Linked DNA regions of Homo sapiens: region 1 is linked to region 2. Evidence: read pairs that join two places in POLR2A ChIA-PET (ENCODE). Cell type or tissue: OCI-LY7. All regions are shown on one strand. Links, peaks and the distances in the headings refer to the core of each region. The heading gives the core; the rest is flanking DNA.

Region 1 (5,378 bases), core at 182-5,181, 96 kb after region 2:
CTCTGTCACCCAGGCTGGAGTGCAGTGGCACCATCTTGGCTCACTGCAATTTCCACCTCCTGGATTCAAGCAATTCTCCTGCCTCAGTCTCTAGAGTAGCTGGGATTACAGGCACGCACCACCATGCCTGGCTAATTTTTGTAATTTTTCTTAATAGAGACAGGGTTTCACCATGTTGTCCAGGCTTGTCTCGAACTCCTGACCTCAAGTGATCCGCCTGCCTCAGCCTCCCAAAGTGCTGGGATTACAGGCATGAGCCACCATGCCCGCCAGTGATCCCTTTTTCTCCACTCTGGTTATGGAGAGCAGCCAGGGGTGCTGACTGTGCTTTCCATGGCACATTCAGGTGGAACAATGGGCCCATGAACCATCTATTCCCTGGCTATGGGCATTCAAGGCATATAAGGATTGGATCCCAGGAGACCTGGGGCTTCCAGGGCTGCAGGACAGAGATAAGAAGCAGTGAGTCATAGTCCGGATAGGGAAGATGCTCTCACACTTGCTTGGCAAATAAGAGTAGCTTAGAAGAAAATTCTCCTATTTCTGGAAGGGAGTAAGGAGTGAATCCCAGGAAAGGAGGGACCTGCTGCACTGCAGACCCCATGTGGGGGCAGTATCTCAGGGACTGGCCTGCATGCTACACCTAGGGGGCTGTGTCCTGGGTCTGGGTCCCACCTCAGCAAGCCTGTCTGGGCCAGCTTGTTATGGGAGTAGTGTTGTCCTCTATCTCTTAAAACCCACAATAAACCAGATCCATCCAGGCACACACCTATAATCCTAGAGCTTTGGGAGGCTGAGGCAGGAGGATTGCTTGAGGGCAGGAGCTCAAGACCAGCCTGGACAACATAGTGAGACCCCCGTCTCTACAACAGAATCTAAAAATTAACCAGGCATGATGGCATGGAGTCCCAGCTGCTCAGGAGGCTGAAGTGGGAGGACTGTTTGAACCCAGGAGTTCAAGGCTGCAGTGGGCTATGACCATGCCACTGCACTCCAGCATGGGCAACAGAGGGAGGCCCTGTCTCTTAAAAAGAAAAGAAATCAGATCCAAGAACTAAAGGCCATCCCCAAAATTCCAGGTTGCATGAGACCCTGTGACTGGTGCAGGACCCCAAGAAGGTGACAGGAAAGAACCACAATGCTGACCAATATTTTTTTAAATAATCTCTAGAGAGTGGGCACTTGGGGGTTAATTTACTTTGATTTTTAAAAATGAAATAACTCATTAACTCTTGGTCTGAAAGTTGTGATGGAACTAAATCCATATACACCACACATATTTACAGAACAAGGCTATTTAGATCAGTGGGTTTTTTGTTTCTTTTTGTTTTCAGTTTAATTTATTTAAAATTTTTATTTATTAATTATTTATTTTCAGAGATGGGTTCTCACTGTGTTGCCCAGGCTAGAGTGCAGTGGCTACTCACAGGAGTGATTATGGTGCACTATAGCCTCAAACTCCTGGGTTCAAGCAATCCTCCCACCTTAGCCTCCCAGTAGCAGCTGGGATTACAGGCACACACCACTGCACCTGGCTTAGACCAGGTATTTTTCAAGCTGTAGACTGAGATCCACTAGTAGGTCATGAAATTAATTTAGTGAGTCTTGACCAGCCATTTTTCATTAAATAGAATGGAAAAAAAAAAAAAAAGAGCTTCTGCACCACAAAAGAAACTATTATCAGAGTGAACAGGCAACCTACAGAATGGGAGAAAATTTTTACAATCTACCCATCTGACAAAGGGCTAATATCCAGCCAGAATCTACAAAGAACTTAAACAAATTTACAAGAAAAAATCAAACAACCCCGTCAAAAAGTGGGCAAATGATATGAATAGACACTTCTCAAAAGAAGACATTTATGCAGCCAAAAGACACATGAAAAAATGCTCATCATCACTGGCCATCAGAGAAATGCAAATCAAAACCACAATGAGATACCATCTCACACCTGTTAGAATGGCGATCATTAAAAAGTCAGGAAACAACAGGTGCTGGAGAGGATGTGGAGAAATAGCAACGCTTTTTTTTTTTTTTTTTTTTTTTTTTTTTTTGAGATGGAGTCTCACTCTGTCGCCCAGGCTGGAGCGCAGTGGTGCAGATCTTGGCTCACTGCAAGCTCCGGCTCCCAGGTTCAAGCCATTCTCCTGCCTCAGCCTTCTCAGTAGCTGGGACTACAGGCACCTGCAACCACATCTGGCTAATTTTTTGTATTTTTAGTAGAGACAGGGTTTCACTGTGTTAGCCAGGACGGTCTCGATCTCCTGACCTCGTGATCTGCCCGCCTTGGCCTCCCAAAGTGCTGGAATTACAGGCGTGAGCCACCGTGCCTGGCCAGAAATGCTTTTACACTGTTCGTGGGACTATAAACTAGTTCAACCATTGTGGAAGACAGTGTGGCGATTCCTCAAGGATCTAGAACTAGAAATACCATTTGACCCAGACATCTCATTACTGGGTATATACCCAAAGGATTATAAATCATGCTGGTATAAAGACACATGCACACGTACGTTTATTGCAGCACTATTCACAATAGCAAAGACTTGGAACCAACCCAAATGTCCATCAATGATAGACTGGATTAAGAAAATGTGGCACATATACACCATGGAATACTATGCAGCCATAAAAAAGGATGAGTTCATGTCCTTTGTAGGGACATGGATGAAGCTGGAAACCATCATTCTGGGCAAACTATCGCAAGGACAGAAAACCAAACACCACCATGTTCTCACTCATAGGTGGGAATTGAACAATGAGAACACTTGGACACAGGGTGGGGAACATCACACACCAGGGACTGTCATGGGGTGGGGGAAGGGGGAAGGGTAGCATTAGGAGAAATACCTAATGTAAATGACAAGTTAATGGGTGCAGCACACCAGCATGGCACATGTATACATATGCAACTAACCTGCACATTGTGCACTTGTACCCTAGAACTTAAAGTATAATAAAAAAAAACAACAAACAAACAAAAAGAATGGAAAAAAACTCTGTTTCAGGACTTTTTCTTTTCAGTTATAGGTAAGTATGTGTGTACAGGGTAGCAACGTAAATGCATTTCCTATTGTAGGTCATGGTCAAAAAACTTGAGAACTAAATTAGACCACATCACTATGAGTGAATAATTTCCTCTCCACCAGCTAGAAGTAGCTTGTCTGTACAGGAGGAAATACAGTCAGCCCTCCATGCCGGTGGGGTCCCCATTTGTGGATTCCACCAACCATAGACTGAAAGTATTTAAAAAAAAAAAAAAACTTGTTGGTTGTGTCTGTACTGAACACATGCAGGCGTTTTGTGCTCATCATTATCGCCTAAACAATAAAGTACAACAACTCTCTACAAAGCCTTTACATTATGCTAGGTATTATAAGTCATCCAAAGATAATTTAAAGTGCATGGAAGGTGTGCATAGGTTCCATGTAAATGCTATACTACTTTATATCAGGGACTTGAGCATCCTCAGATTCTCAGATTTTGATATTCACGGTGGGGGTTCTGTTACCAACAGAGCTGGTCCCCCACAAAAATGGGGTCTTTCCCTGTTTGGTGCAGTGAAACCAATACACAACACCGAAAGTGAGTGTCAAGTGGTGCAGGCTTTATTCGATGGCCATGGAATTGAGAAGCGGGAGCTTGGCTCACAAATCAACTTCTCAATTAGTGAGGGGTGAGGGGGTTATCATATAGGGTTTCCTTAATGATGGCTGGACATTAAAAGCAAGAGGAGGAATATCCATGTCTTTTCTGGAACTGGGCGGTACACTTCTTGGAATGAGGGGCTCCCTTGTTTTTGTCCTTTTATGGCTCCTTCTGGTCATTGTCACGGGGACTGGCAACCGTCATGACACTGGTGGAAGTGTCATTTAGCATGGAAATTAGATTATAATGAAGCCTGAGGTCTTTTTGAAGTCATCTGGTCGGATACCTGGGGTAGGCTTTGTAACTGGTCTCAGCTGGTCTGGTTACAAAGGGAACTTTTTATCGCCGGTGTCCTGTTTCTTAAAGATAAGCAGAGTTAGAGCAAAGGAGAAATTCAGCTATGTCACGTAGGCATTATACCAACAGTTCCTGGAACCAGTCCCCCACAGATAACAAGGCACGACTGCACATAGACTAATGGTCCCCAACCTTGGGTCCTAAAAAGAAGTAACGGGGGGCGGGGCATGGTGGCTCATGCCTGTAATCCCAGCACTTTGAGAGACCAAAGTGGGCAGATCACCTGAGGTCAGGTGTTCAAGACCAGCCTGACCAACAAGGCGAAACCCTGTCTCTACTAAGAAAATACAAAAAATTAGCTGGTGTGATAGCGCACGCCTGTAATCCCAGCTAGTCAAGAGGCTAAGGCAGGAGAATCGCTTGAACCTGGGAGGCAGAGGTTGCAGTGAGCCGAGATCGTGCCATTGCACTCCAACCTGGGCAACAAGAGTGAAACTCTGTCTAAAAAAAAAAAAGTAAGTAATGGGGATATTATAAACCATTTTCAGCAATAGCTAGCATTTATGAAGCATATCCTGGATAAGAGATATGTGGGTTACATCTTCATTTTCTAGATAAATTAAAGTCACTCATACTCATCTATCAAGTTGAAGAGCTAAATTTTAAATCCAGGTTCTTCAGACTCCAAAACAATGCCTTTTCTAAGAGACCACACTGCACCCCCCTACCCTTCAATAATTCATGAACCTTATTACAAATAATATGCATGCCTACAATAAAGCTGCCCAGCCAAAAAAAAAAAAAAAAAAAAAAAAAAAGGCTTGACAATATTTTGTAGTGTTGGCTACTTAAATGTGAAAAATCAAGTCTGTAATAAGAATATGTGTGAAACATTCTATAAACCATACAGTAAAATAAAAATATAGGGTGGTATTGAGGTCAGACAAGACCATTTTGGTGTCTTTTCCTCCAATCTTTCATATCCAGTAAGTCATCCCACTACCACAGCAGACCAACTAGGATTGGCCGAAATCGTGCCTGCTTGCGCCTTCTTTCTAGAAATTTCCATGTCCCCAGCGTGCATGTTCTGTCGCCTTCTGCCCCTTTCTGTCTTGCTGCCGTACTCTCCATTGGTCTTGCCTCTGCTGCCTTGTTTCCTTTCTGTACAAGTGCAAGGCAGAGCTCTTTCCTTTCCCCTGAGCATCTGTCCCTGTGCAAATTTATCAGGTTTCTCTCGTCTAGCAGAGAAAGAAAAATGAAGTATCAGCATTATGGCCTATCTGTGCACTTTTTAAAATTAACTGCAAGCTTCATTTAATATCTTCATTCTTGTTTTTCCTTTCCTTTTCTCTTCCACTTTAATTTTATTCCTCCTCGCTGTACTCTTGGATCTCAGTAAGCCACCTTAAGTTCTTTTTGACATAAGAAAGAGA
Region 2 (5,378 bases), core at 180-5,179:
GGCCAAATGTAGTCAGGTTAAAACTTATCTTGCAAACAAATCAGTCTACCATGATTTGTTTTTAATAAAAATGGGGGTTGGAGAGAGAAAATTTGTTTAAAAAGACTATGGTACACCTGTTGTTACATTCTGGTCTTGTCCATTGTTTTTTATTTTTTTCCTGCAATTTAGGCTGACCCACTTTGTTTCTGTGAACCAACCAGTGATCTCCAGCTGTTGCTGAAAAGAAATAAGGGAGATGTGTAACACAAAAATCTGGATCAGTATTCTAATTCTGGCCGTGTATTGGAATCAGCTAGCAACCTCATATCAGCTTGGTTCCAACAACTACCCAGTTAATGGAAAGCCTTCTTATTTAGTTCACTTGGGATCATCTTACTTATTTTGCTTACTGTTGTGGACTATATTGCTGTTATACTCTTTGTTTAGAAATGCAAGATAAGCTTACTCAATGTTTTCTTAAATTGAACACATTGATCTTCCAGATATCACCTTTTGTCAGAACTCAGAGTTATGAATGGCCCTCAGCATACCAACACTTTCTGACTGAGCTCCTCTCTACCCTGGATATAAGAGACCCCAATAGTTAGGCGGGAATATCATTGCCCCATTCAGCCTGAAGAAGTTACAGAAGATGGATCTTCATCCCTCTGCAACCCTTAGGATTGAGAGTCCCCTTTTAAAAGGGAGGGGGGAAGTATGTTAGAGGTGTTCAAACCAGAGGAACTCCATCTTGAGTAGAAGCTGGTTAAAATAAAGCTAAGACTCGTTGCACCGTATTCATAGGAGGTTAAGCATTCTTAGTCACAGGATGAGATAGGAGGTTGGCAGGACTGGTATCACAAGATACAGGTCATACAGATTCTGCTGACAAAACAGAATGCAGAAAAGAAGCAGGCCAAATTGCACCAAAATGAAGAGGGTGACAAAAGTGACCTCTGGTCATCCTCACTGCTCATTATACACTACCTATAACACATTAGCATGCTAAAAGCACCATGATAGTTTACAGATGCCATGGCAATGTTCAGAAGTTGCCCTATATAGTCTAAAAGGGGGAGGAACGCTCAGCTCTGGGAATTCCCTACTCCTTTCCTGGAAAACCCATGAATTGCCCACCCCTTATTTAGCATATAATAAAAACAAAAACCATAAGTATATTCAGTCAGGCAGTTCATACTGCTGTTCTATTGAGGAGGCATTCTTCTGTTTCTTTACTTCTCTAACAAACTTGCTTTCACTTTTAAACGAATTTAGTGTTCTTTGTTGAGGATGCTATATAAGCTGAAATCAAAGCCACTTCTTTGAGAACTACTCAATTTCTGAGTGACTCCAAGTGTATCTGAAACAAACATGTGAATAAACTTTTGGGTTTTTTTTCTTGTTACTCTGTCTTTTGTAATTGAAGTCTGTTCCAACTAAGAACCTATGGCTGTTACTATTTTTCTTCAGCATGATACAGGGGACCCACCAAGGAGAGGGCCACATGACACCACATGTGCTTCTCATCAGCCTTAGAATACTCTCCAGCTGGGACATATTCCTGTGTCTCATCTTTCCTACTAGACCAGAATTTGCCACATCTATTTTCTTTTTAGTCCACCCGACACACCTACCCTCCACCCCTCCACACATACACTACACATGTGCAAACATCTCTAATTAAATTAGACTATAGAGGGCTTTGGGATGGAGGGAGGTGCTAGGACCCCAAGCCCTGCTCTGCCTGTAAGCAGCAGTTCACTGACCCATTTGCTTTTCTGACAAATGTGACTTGATAACCCCTGAGAGCATCCAGCTCTAACAGTCTATAATCCAGTAAATTGCTACCCAAAATGATTCTGTTTCACAGGACTGTGTCCAGCCTATGTGCAGATTATCAACCCCCAGGTAGGCTCTGGGAAAGAAAAACTGACAGCCACCTACTTTGCAAACCCTGAGGCTGTGGTTTATATAAATAGGGACTGGTGTGACTTGAAAGCCTATATTCCTAAGGCCAGGCACAATGGCTCATGCTTGTAATCCCAGCAGTTTTGGAGGCCAAGGTGGGAGGATTGTTTGAGGCCAGGAGTTTGAGACCAGCCTGGGCAACATAGCCAGACCCCAGCTCTACAAAAATTAATTAAAATAAAGCATTAGCCAGGTGTGATGGTGTACACCTGAAATCCCAGCTACTTAGGAGGCGGAGGTAGGAGGATCACTTAGGCCCTTCAGTTTGAGGCTGCAGTAGGCTGTGATTGTATGACTGCACTCCAGGCTAGGTGACAGGATGAGACCTTGTCTCTAGAAAAAAAAAAAAAGAAGAAAATGTGTGTTTCCTGTCAGCAGCCTTTACCCAGAAATGTCATGAGATCGCCTCACTGGGCAGCAGACAAATTATATCAACTCTATCCATTACACAAATACTCCAGACCACAGGGTAGCAAAATATAAGAAAGATTTATTAAGGGAATAAAATATCCAAAAACTTAGACTTATGCCATGGCAAATCAAACCCTTTTCCTAAGTGCAGCTCACGTTTTTTCCAAAGCACTTTTTTGTGCCACCTCCATACTTCCTGGTGCCTTGACAGAGAAGCTACGTCCTAAACAGTTTCCTCAATTTGCAGTCCCTGGGGACTCCAGAGAGACGGCATTGACAACAGCATGTAATATTGATGCTCAAATCAATGTTTTAAACATTGAGCTCCAAAATGAATAAGACTAAGGAAAATAAGCAGCCCAATTTCTATTTCTTCAATCTTTGAGCAGGAGCAAACCAGACTTTTTGGCCAAATTCTTAGATTTTTAGCAGAGCAACAAGAATGTTGACACCTAACAACTTCTGAAGGACCTACGGAAATTGCTCAACAAGAGGGGACAAATGTGTGGGCTGTTCAGGTAACTTGAAGCCCTAGGGAGCACTTCCTCCTGCCACACCGGCAGGTTAAGAGCCTGTTTGTCACAGGCCAGGCCTCATTCATCATTACCCGGGTGCCGTCTCCTGACATCAGTGAGTTTTCGGCCCCTTGACAGCACCTGTCTGGCAGCCTGGGCTATCAGCTGCTCTCCTGTCGCTCTGGCTGAGCACAGGGGACAGCCTTGGCCCAGCCCTGTGGAATCTTCCAGTCCACGCCCTCCTCCTCCTGGCAGCCCGGCACACACACACAACCTCGAGGGGACAAATGAGCAGTCAGTTTAGTTTCTCTGCATTCAATGGGAGGGCACCAGATGGAAGGCCACAGAATGCACCAAGCCAGGGTCTTTGCGGGGAGGTGGGCTGTTGGGGGGCTGTCACCATAACAACAGGAAAAGCACTGCTGAAGTTTCTATTTTGGTGCTGCCACTAATTACTACGAATATTTCATTCGGCCCTGTGATCAGCCATCCCCAGAGCCGCCTGTTACCGGCAGATGGCTTGTTTTCTTCTCTCTAGAAAGTTAGCCAAAGACCACAGTTGTGTTTGGTTGTTTCATTCTTTTTTAAAACACTGAGTGGCTTAAGAATGCTTTGTTTTTGCATTTTATTGTAAAAGTCAGATACCTCTAGATTTTCTCCAAACAAACACTATTCTGGGAAATAAAAGGCAGGCCTAGTAGCATTGACTAATTTAGTGTTTAAATATATGTATGAGTGAGAAAAAGGATAGTTACGCCCTTATGAGTAGAAATACTTAGCAGATCTGACAAGTATATCCATATGGGGTTATTTTTAGAAGTTCAACTTTCCCCATTCTTTTTTTTTATTTTTTAAGAGTTAAGGTCTCGTTCTGTTTCCCAGACTAGAATGCAGTGCCACAATCGTAGCTCATTGCAGCCTTGAACTCCTGGGCTCAAGTGATCTTCCTTCCTTAGCCTCCCTAGTAGCTGGGACTACAGGTGTGAGCCACTACATCCAGCTAAATTTTTTTATTGAGATGAGTTCCAGCTATTTTGCCTAGGGTAGTCTCGAACTCTTGGTTTCAAGAGATCCTCCAGCCTTGGTCTCCCCAAATGCTAGGATTATAGGCATCAGCCACCACACTCAGCCTTCCTATTTATACACTAAAAATTTTAAGTGAAACCCTGTCTCTACTAGAAATGCAAAAATTAGCTGGGCATGGTGGTGCATGCCTGTAATCCCAGCTACTCAGAATAAGGGAGGAGACCACCCCTCATATTGTCTTATCCCCAATTTCTGCCTCCAAAGAAAGAAGAAGTAAAGACTAAAAGGCAGAAATGAAATCCACAAGCAGATAGCCCGGCGCCACACCCTGGGCCTGGTAGTTAAAGATAGACCCCTGACCTAATCGGTTATGTTATCTATAGATTACAGACATTGTATAGAAAAGCACTGTGAAAATCCCTATCCTGTTCTGTTCTGTTCTAATTATTGGTGCATGCAGCCCCCAGTCACGTACCCCATGCTTGCTCAATCAATCATGACCCTCCCACACGGACCCCCTTAGAGTTGTGAGCCCTTAAAAGGGACAGGAATTTCTCACTCAGGGAGCTCGGTTGTTGGAAACGTGAGTCTTGCCGAAGCTCCCAGCTGAATAAAGCCCTTCCTTCTTTAACTCGGTGTCTGAGGGATTTTGTCTGTGGCTTCTCCTGCTACATTTCTTGGTTCCCTGACCAGGAAGCGAGGTGATTAACAGATGGTCAAGGCAGCCCCTTAGGCAGCTTAGGCCTGCCCTGTGGAGCATCCCTGAGGGGGACTCTGGCCAGCTTGAGCAACATGGATCCTGAGAGCGCTCCTGGGTAGGCAATTGCCCCAGTGGAACACCTTGCCAGAGGAGCACGTGGCAGGCCCCCATGGAGGATCAACGCAGTGGCTGAACACCGGGAAGGAACTGGCACTTGGAGTCCAGACATCTAAAACTTGGTAAGACTAGTCTTTGGAACTTGCCCACTCCATTTGGGTGGAAAGGTGACCTGATCACCTACGGCGTGCCTGTACCAGCACTTTGGTTTTTGTTTTTGACTTGACTTGGATTACTTGATACTTTGGTTTTGGTTTTGACCTGGCTTGGATTTCTTGATACTCCGATTTTGGTTTTGATTCTGGTTTGGTGTAAACTGTAAAAGTGTGTGTGCCCTTTTCACCCGTTCTTTGTTTTGTGGTGTGTGTGTGGTGTGAGTGTGTTGTTTTGTCTCAAAGAAGCATAGGTCAGACACAAAGTCAGCCCATCCCACTATGAACTATGTTGAAAAATTTCAAGAAAGGATTTAAGGGAGACTATGGAGTACTATGACACCAGGAAAACTTAAAACTTTGTGTAAGATAGACTGGCATGTGCATTAGAGGTGGGTTGGCCATCAGAAGGAAGCCTGGACAGGTCCCTTGTTTCAAGGGTGTGGCACAAGGTAACCTGTAAGCCAGGGCACCCAGACCAGTTCCCATACATAGACATTTCATTAC

What was found. Peaks named below come from ENCODE experiments on the same cell type or tissue, not always from the same donor. Only the 100,000 strongest peaks of a DNase experiment are listed, where the experiment ranks them.
Region 1: POLR2A ChIA-PET joins it to region 2 with 6 read pairs; 3 of 35 experiments call an interaction of 5 or more read pairs at or near these places.

The regions. Positions count from the first base shown.
Region 1 is chr18:9,005,200-9,010,577 of GRCh38, forward strand. No RefSeq gene overlaps it. Among named protein-coding and RNA genes, the nearest start is that of NDUFV2, 95 kb to the right of the region's middle. In OCI-LY7, for the core only: no CTCF peak of the experiment used is centred there; DNase peaks (open chromatin) are centred at 2,112 and 3,142; H3K4me3 peaks cover 286 bases; H3K27ac peaks cover 2,887 bases.
Region 2 is chr18:8,909,535-8,914,912 of GRCh38, forward strand. No RefSeq gene overlaps it. Among named protein-coding and RNA genes, the nearest start is that of NDUFV2, 190 kb to the right of the region's middle. In OCI-LY7, for the core only: a CTCF peak has its summit at 3,422; DNase peaks (open chromatin) are centred at 2,287, 2,987 and 3,327; H3K4me3 peaks cover 4,306 bases; H3K27ac peaks cover 4,831 bases.